2 separate regions of the Homo sapiens genome follow, and region 2 is linked to region 1. Evidence: chromatin loops called from intact Hi-C (ENCODE). Cell type or tissue: Caco-2. All regions are shown on one strand. Each heading gives the region's core, and the rest is flanking DNA. Links, peaks and the distances in the headings are about the cores only. Region 1 has its middle 18 kb from the start of NANOG. Region 2 has its middle 5.7 kb from the start of DPPA3.

Region 1 (4,392 bases), core at 295-4,294:
GAGGAGGGAGAATCAATTGAGCCTGATGGTTGAGGCTGCAGCGAGCTGTGATTGTGCCACTGCACTCCAGCCTGAGCGACAGAGAAAGACGCTGTCTCAAAAAACAAACAATCAAAAAACAATAGGCCGTGAGAGGTTGCTCACACCTGTAGTCCCAGCATTTTGGGAGGCCTAGGCGGGTGGATCACTTGAGGCCAGAAGTTCAAGACCAGCCTGGCCAACATGGCAAAATCCAATCTCTACAAAAAAATACAAACATTAGCCGGGCGTGGTGGTGCATGCCTGTGGTCTCAGCTATTCGGGAAGCTGAGTCAGAAGAATCACTTGATTGAACCCAGGAGGCAGAGGCTGCAATCAGCCTAGATCATGCCACTGCATTCCAGCCAGGGAGATAGGTGTGAAACTCTGTTTCAAAAAAAAGAAAAAAGAAAAGAAAATACACACATTAAAATCTCAGCTCCACCATTATGACCTTGGGCAAATTATTTTGCAGGCTTTTAGGTCTTCCCTTTTGTGTAAATAGAAATAATACTTGAAGTGATTTCTGTCATCTAATATGTATTTTGTCTAGCTCATAGAACATATACAATTAATGTCAGTTACCTGCATGGCAATGTAAAATGTGATCATCCTTTGATACACCCCCTAGGACTGTATGCCAAGGCATTAATCAAACAACCACATAAAGATACTCATTACAGCACTGTTGGTAATAGCTAAACAATTTTTTATTTTTATTTTTATTTATTTATTATTTTTGAGGCGAAGTCTCAATCTGTCACCAGGCTGGAGTGCAGTGGCACGATCTCGGCTCACTGCAACCTCCACCTCCCGGGCTCAAGCAATTCTGCCTCAGCTTCGTGAGTAGCTGGGACTACAGTTGCGCACCACCAAAGCCAGCTAATTTTTGTATTTTTAGTAGAGACGGGGTTTCACTGTGTTGGCCAGGATGGTCTCGATCTCTTGACCTGGTGATTTGCCCACCTCGGCCTCCCAAAGTGCTGGAATTATAGGTGTGAGCCACTGCGCCCGGCCAAAAATATTTTTTTAAATCTAAATGTATATCAATAGGACTTTCCTTAAATGTGTTATGATATATTGGAGTACTTATGTAGCCATAAAAAACAAAAAAGATGGCCAAGTGCAGTGGTTCATGCCTGTCATCCCAGCACTTTGGGAGTCTGAGTCTGGTGGATCACAAAGTCAGGAGTTTGAGACCAGCCTGACCAACATGGCAAAACCCCGTCTCTACTAAAAATACAAAAATAAGCTCGGCATGCTGGCCGAGTGCCTGTATCTCAGCTACTTGGCAGGCTGAGGCAGGAAAATTGCTTGAACCCGGGAGACGGAGGTTGCAGTGAGCTGAGATTGAGCCACTGCACTCCAGTCTGGGCAACAGAGTGAGACCCTGTCTCAAAACAAAACAAAACAAAAACAAAAAGGATGAAGCAGATTTAAATGTATGGGAAAATTCCATTATTAAGGTAAAAGAGCAGATTCGTTTATAGGTTGTGATCCCATTCATGTCATATATGGAGATAAATTAAGTGTGGAAAGATAGATACAGATATAGAAATAAAAGTAATAGTTATCTCTAGGAAATAAAATTAGGAGGCATTTTTTGCTTTTCCTCTATTTTTAGAACATATCTGACAAAAATAATAGATAAATCTATTTGGAAAGCATAAGAGTAGCCTCTATGGAACTAAATAATTGCTAGTAAAAGTAACATTTCCGTGAACATTTTTGAAATATGAAAATAACTCAAGTACTTGTACTGATACCTTTAGGACATGCTAGAATACTGGAACTCTTGCTTTTGAAACACAGATTAGACTGTCCCTCTTTGGGCAAAGCCATTAAGTCAATGTTAAGCTCACTGAGAGAGTCACACCCCCCTCTAGTGGTCTACCGTGGCACTGGGCTCACCAATCTCCCAACTGTTTTACAATGATAGGGAACTTTCCTTAACCATCACATGTTCAGGGACAAGGGAATGGATGCCCAGACATATTCTTCAATTACATGTGGTTCAAGATAGAAATCAATTGAGAATGATGGATCAGATATACTCAGATGTACTTGATGAAGTAGAAGTTCCTCTAAATGGAATAAACTGGAGGCCCTAGGGAAAAAAAAATGGATTGAAAACCTTAGCAGAATAAGTGACACTGCTTTTACAAGTGATTCATAGTGGTTATAAACTAAGCCAGCAGGCAGACATGGAAATGTTCTTGGAAGAGTGTGTTTAGATATTGTAATGAAGATACAAATTTGCTGAGGACATTGGAAAAAAGAAATCTGTTGCTGTGGAGTTTAACTAAAAGTGTATCAGTCTCTTTCATCTTTTTTTTTTTTTTTTTGAGACAGAGTCTTGCTCAGTCGCTGAGGCTGGAGTGCAATGGTGTGATCTTGGCTCACTGCAACCTCCGTCTCCCGGGTTCAAGCGATTCTCCTGCCTCAGCCTCCTGAGTAGCTGGGAAGTAGCTGGGATTATAGGCGCCGCCACCATGCCCAGCTAATTTTTAATTTTTGTATTTTTTAGTAGAGACGGGGTTTCACCATGTTGGCCAGGATGGTCTCAATCTCCTGACCTCGTGATCCGCCCACCTCGCCCTCCCAGAGTGCTGGGATTACAGGCGTGAGCCACTGTGCCCGGCCTCTCTTTCTCTTTTGTCACCTATTTAGCTTTAGAAAATTGGGTAGCAAGCCCGCAGGTGTGTATGAACAGGGCCACGGTTGAACAAAGACTAACAGAAGGCAAGCTGAACAGAGTGTCGGAGTCATAGGATTGGCTTCAGCTTCCCTCACAGTTTATAAGAGATCCTTGTGGAGATTCATGGTCAAGATCATGCGTTAGCTGAGGAAAATTCAGAGTTTATTAGAATCAGAACATCTAGCACAGCTACAGTATGGGACAGGTGCGGGACATCCAGCAACATGGCACCAGGGAGGTAGGCTCCTGGGATCTACTGCCAGTCTTTAGGAGTAGTTCACAGCCCAACACTTGTGGGGGATGACGTGAGCTAGTCATTTTGGATTGAAAGCTTGATGTTGCAAATATTATGTTGTAGAAACTCTGGATTCTCTTGTGTTCTTCTGGGCATTTTGTATTTTTGTTCTAGTAGGCAAAAACGTTATCTTCCCAGCAACGAGCAACAGCTGATCTCTCTATCCTGCTCTAGGGTCTTCATCTGCTGCTTTTTGGCCTGGAGACACCTGTGCTTGCAAAATTCGCTGGTCAGTCAGGAATTTGGGCAGAAAATATGATCAGACTTTTAGGAATGACTTTCTCTATGGTTTTTTTTCCCCCCTTTTTAGTTGTTTTTGGTAGGATTCACTCCTATTTTTTTTTTTTTTTTTTTGAGACGGAGTCTCGCTCTGTCGCCTAGGCTGGAGTGCAGTGCCATGATCTCGGCTCACTGGAAGCTCTGCCTCCTGGGTTCATGCCATTCTCCTGCCTCAGCCTCCCAAGTAGCTGGGACTACAGGCGTCCGCCACCACACCCGGCTAAAATTTTTTTGTATTTTTTAGTAGAGATGGGGTTTCACCGTGCTAGCCAGGATGGTCTTGATCTCTTGACCTCACCATCCACCTGCCTCGGCCTCCCAAAGTGCTGGGATTACAGGTGTGAGCCACCGTGCCCAGCCAATTCACTCCTAATTTCAAACTGCTCTGTTGGTTTTGGGCACTTCCAGCCATAAAATTTCAGCTTTCTGCACACGGCCCTGGGTTCATTCCCCAGCACCATCACCAAAAAAAAAAAAAAAAAAAAAAAAATAGATTTCAGTTTTCTGTCACCTGAGCTGTGGAGGAATGAGGAATACATTCATTTTTTTTAATCTTTTTTTTTTTTTTTTTTTTGAGACAGAGTCTTGATCTGTCGCCCAGGCTGGAGTGCAGTGGCGTGATCTTGGCTCACTGCAAGCTCTGTCTCCTGGGTTCCTGCCATTCTCCTGCCACAGCCTCCCAAGTAGCTGGGACTACAGGCACCCGCCATCACGCCCGGCTAATTTTTTTTGTATTTTTAGTAGAGACGGGGTCTCACCGTGTTAGTCAGGATGGTCTTGATCTCCTGACCTTGTGTTCTGCCCGCCTCGGCCTCCCAAAGTGCTGGGATTACAGGCGTGAGCCACCGCGCCTGGTCAATCATTTTATTTTTAACATTACTTATTTTTATTTTTTACTTTTTTTCAGTTTACATTTACATGAGCATTTATTTTTTATTTTTTATTTTTTATTTTTTTTTGAGACAGTGTCTGGCTGTGTCACCCAGGCTGGAGTGCAGTGGATCGATCATAGCTCACCTCAGCCTCGAACTCCTGAGCTCAAGTGATCCCCCTGCCTCAGCCTCTCCAGTGGCTAGAATTTCAGATATGCACCACCACACCT
Region 2 (4,392 bases), core at 128-4,127, 100 kb before region 1:
AAAGTGCTAGGATTACAGGCATGAGCCACCACACCCAGCCATACTGTACACTTTGAAAGTGTAGCAGGACGAGTCTCAGACAAAACTCCTCAGACACCAGATTAAAGAAGGAAGAGGTTGTTTTATTCGGCCGGGAGCATCGGCAGACTCGTGTCTTAAGAGCTGAGCTCCCCGAAAAAGAAATTCCTAGCCCTTTTAAGGGCTTACAACTCTAAGGGGTCTACGTGAAAAAGTTATAATAGATCAAGTAAGCATGAGAAACGTGACTGGGGGCTACATACATCAGCTTACAGAACAAAAAGTTTTACAGTGCTTTCTCATACAATGTCTGGAATTTACAGATAACACCAGTAGTTTTGGTCAGGGGTTAATAATATTATTATTATTTTAGCCACCAGGGCCAGGTGGTGGCGCCAAGGTCGTCTAGCTATTTATCTTACTTCTGTTTCTTTCCAACTTTTTGCTTTCTCCCTTTTCTCCTGTCTTATAAACTAGGGAAAAGGGGAGGTTGGGGAGAAACTGAGAAGGCCAACAGGAGAAGTGGTGGCCTCATACCATAAAAGGAGTCACCATGTGCAGTTCACACCTAAGAAGTGGGTAGTTGGGTGTGCCCCCCCACCCCTGTCTTGAGCATACATTGTTTGGAATTCTTCTGCAATTCTAAAGAGAGTTGGAACTCTTGTCCAAAACTTAAAAAAATTAGCCGACTGTTGGGGTTCATGCCCGTAATCCCAGCTATTCAGGAGTCTGAGGTGGGAGGATAGCATGAGCCCAAGAGTTCAAGGCTGCAGTGAGGTATGATGACGCCACAGCACTCCAGCCTAGGAGGCAGAGCGAGACTCTTTGTCAAACAAACAAACAAAAAATAGCCCAGAGAGAGAGTTGTCTCTTCCTGTCCAATTATTAATTTGTCCTATCATTTATTTATATCAGAGTGACCTCATGAATATTTATTTTAAACTTTGGGTGATAATCCAATACTACTTATTTATTTTGTGGCTCAAGCTGTTCCAGGTCTTTTAGTTGGCTCCTGTGCTCCTACCAACAGGTGTGTTGTTTTTGGTTCTTTTTTCTTTTGAGACAGTCTTGCTCAGTCACCCAAGCTGGAGTGCAGTGGTATGAACAAAGCTCCCTACAGCCTTGATTTCCTGGGCTAGAGTGATCCTTCTGCCTCAGCCTTCTGACTAGCTGGGACTACGGGCGTGTGCCACCACTCCCAGCTGATTTTTGTGTTATTAGTAGAGACGGGGTTTCACCATATTGGCCAGGCTGGTCTCGAACTCCTGACCTTGTGATCTGCCCGTCTCAGCCTCCCAAAGTGCTGGGATTACAGGCATGAGCCACTGCTCCCGGCCATGTTGTTTTATCTAATTCAAGGAGAGACAAGAGCCCTGGTGTTCCTTCATTCACCTGAACAGTATCAAAGTGATCCACCTGCCTTGGCCTCCCAAGGTGCTGGGATTACAGGTGTGAGCCATCACGCCTGGTCTGACAATGCTCTTATCTTACATATTTTCTTCCCAGTCCTAGAATTAGCCATTTCTCCAAGGAGCTCTCGTTCTTTTTATTGGAGAATGTTACTAGAAAGTAAGATCTCGCCGGGTGCGGTGGCTCACGCCTGTAATCCCAACGTTTTGGAAGGCCGAGGCGGTGGATCACCGGAGGTCAGGATTTCGAGGCCAGCCTGGCCCACATGGCGAAACCCCGTCTCTACTAAAAACACAAAAATTAGCCGGGCGTGGTGACACGTGCCTGTAATCCCAGCTACTTGGGAGTCTGAGGCACAAGAATCGCTTGAATCCGGGAGGCAGAGGTTGCAGTGAGCCAAGATAGCGCCACTGGACTCCAGCCTGGGCGACAGAGCGAGACTCTGTCTCAAAAAAGAAAAAGAAACAATGAAACACAAAGTTATTCTTAGGCAACACCCCACCAGCATTACTCCCTGTACATTCTGTGGAGCTCTATAAATACACAAAACAAGTCTTTCCTGAAATCTCATCCTTAAGCAAATCTGGGAATGCTAACAGTATTTACTACCCTCTTCTGAGAGGCCCGAGTGACCTTTAGTCAGGGTTCCAGATAGCCTCACTCAAACAGCGCATTTTGGGAAATCTACCACCCATCTTCCCCTCTTTCTATCAGAGCCACCATTTCTTCCAGCAAACTCTTTAGAGGGCTGTCATCGTATTGTCATCATTAAGTATTTTCCACTAAGCTATTAAATAATTGGCCCTGGGAGTATTAATTTCTCACTGTGGAATTCCAAAAACTAAGGAGGATTCCTGGAGAGGAAGGCAACTGAGGGCTGCGGGAGGTGAGGAGGAGGCGTGGACGCCAGGAGTTGTTTTGCTCACACGCCCCGCGGCGTCCCGCCTAGGTGAGCTCCGGACCCTCCCGCCCCACCCCAGCGGGGCTGCTCGACTCCGTCGTGCCCCCTTGGGCTTCCACTGCAGGAATGCAAGGCGGGTAACCTTCAAAGCCAGGTGGAAACGTCCGGTTTGAACCGCACATATGCTAGGGTGGAGAGTGAGAACGAATGCAAAGAGAGGCTAGCGTTGGGGTGGGGCTGCCGGGGCAAAGGGACAGGCCCGGGGGAGGCCCGGGCCGCCACGGTTAGAAAGCATGGAAAGAGCTTAAGTAAAATAGCTGCGTGTCGGCAGGGCGCGGTGGCTCACGCCTGTAATCTCAGCACTTTGGGAGGCCGAGGCGGGCGGATGACCTGAGGTCGGGAGTTCCAGACCAGCCTGACCAACATGGAGCAATCCCTGTCTCTACTAAAAATACAAAATGAGCCGGGCGTGGTGGCGCGTGCCTGTAATCCCAGCTACTGAGAAGGCTGAGGCAGGAGAGTTGCTTGAACCCGGGAGACGGAGGTTGAAGTGAGCCGAGATGGCGCCACTGCACTCCAGCCTGGGCAACAAGATCGAAACTTCATCTCAAAAAACAAAAAAAAAAAAAAGAAAAAAAAAGAAAGAAAAGAAAAATAGCGGGCCGGGCACGGTGGCTCACGCTTATAATCCCAGCACTTTGGGAGGCCGAGGCGGGAGGATTACCTGAGGTCGGGAGTTTGAGACCAGCCTGACCAACATGGAGAAACCCCGTCTCAACTAAAAATACAAAATTATCCGGGTGTGGTGGCGCATGCCTGTAATCCCAGCTACTCAGGAGGCTGAGGCAGGAGAATCGCTTCAACCTGGGAGGCGGAGGTTGCGGTGAGCCGAGATCGTGTCATTGCACTCCAGCCTGGGCAACAATAGCGAAACTCCGTCTCAAAAAAAAAAAAAAAGAAAGAAAAATAGCTGCATGTTGGTAGGGTTTTCCAAAATAGCAGCCCTCATCTTCCCCTTACCAGGCTTTCCCTCTCTGGAATACCATACACACACATACACGCACACACACACATATACATGTGTGTATGTATATATATATGAATTTGTTTCAAAATGGGAGGTCAAAAAAATATATATTTTTGTGACAGGGTCTCTGTGGCCCAGGCTGGAGTGCAATGGTGCAATCATAGCTCACTGCAGCCTTCAACTCCTGGGCTCAAGCCATCCTCCTGCCTCAGTGACCCGTATTGGGTACCCATATCGGGGACCACAGGCCTGTGCCATCAGCCCCAGCTAATTTTTACATTTTTTGGGGGAGACCTTGCCTCGCTTTGTTGTTCAGGCTGGCCTCAAACTCCTGGGCTCGAGAGATCCTCCCACTTCAGCCTCCCAAAGTGCTGGGATTACAGGCCTGAGCCGCCATGGTCGGTCCACTTAAAATACGTTTAAATAAATTTGTTATGCTTACCTCTTGTTAATCTGTCTTCTGTTATAGAAGTGTCAGGTATGAGGCTGGGCACGGTGGCTCACGCCTGTTATCCCAGCACGTTGGGAGGCTGAGGCGGGTGGATCACCTGAGGTCAGGAGTTCGAGACCAGCCTGGCTAACATGGTGAAACCCTGTCTCTACTAAAAAAAATTAGCTGGACATGGTGGCTCATGTCTGTAATCCTAGCTACTCGGGAGGCTGAGGCAAGAGACTCGCTTGAACCTGGGAGGCGGAATTTCTGCTCCCACTTCAGCCTTCAGAGTAGCTGGGACTGTAGGCACGAGCCACCATGCCCAGCTAATGTTTGTATTTTTTGTAGAGACAGGGGTCTCACTATGCTGCCAAGGCTGGTCTTGAACTCCCGGGCTCAAGTGATCTTCCGGCCTCCGCCTCCCAAAGTGCTGGAATTATAGGATTGAACCACCAGGCCCAGCCCTGTTTCCTCTATACACATAACAGATTTTCATAACTGAACTTACGAACTTTTTAAAATTATAACTCTTTACCATGTATCATTAAACACTTAAATAATTTTCATTACTCATCCAGACTCAATGCAATGTTCTTGTGGATT

The links. A loop is a pair of places that touch in the nucleus more often than their neighbours do. Peaks named below come from ENCODE experiments on the same cell type or tissue, not always from the same donor. Only the 100,000 strongest peaks of a DNase experiment are listed, where the experiment ranks them.
Region 2: a loop joins it to region 1, with 4 times the contacts of the local background. A loop is called at or near these places in 10 of 110 quality-filtered maps.

Annotation. Positions count from the first base shown.
Region 1 is chr12:7,805,154-7,809,545 of GRCh38, forward strand. No RefSeq gene overlaps it. Among named protein-coding and RNA genes, the nearest start is that of NANOG, 18 kb to the left of the region's middle. RefSeq lists enhancers at 1-161, 162-681, 2,648-3,147 and a silencer at 1,820-1,979. In Caco-2, for the core only: a CTCF peak has its summit at 1,891 (motif pointing left); a DNase peak (open chromatin) is centred at 1,908.
Region 2 is chr12:7,703,578-7,707,969 of GRCh38, forward strand. No RefSeq gene overlaps it. Among named protein-coding and RNA genes, the nearest start is that of DPPA3, 5.7 kb to the right of the region's middle. RefSeq lists enhancers at 734-1,407, 4,134-4,392. In Caco-2, for the core only: no CTCF peak of the experiment used is centred there; DNase peaks (open chromatin) are centred at 1,994 and 2,454; H3K4me3 peaks cover 1,003 bases.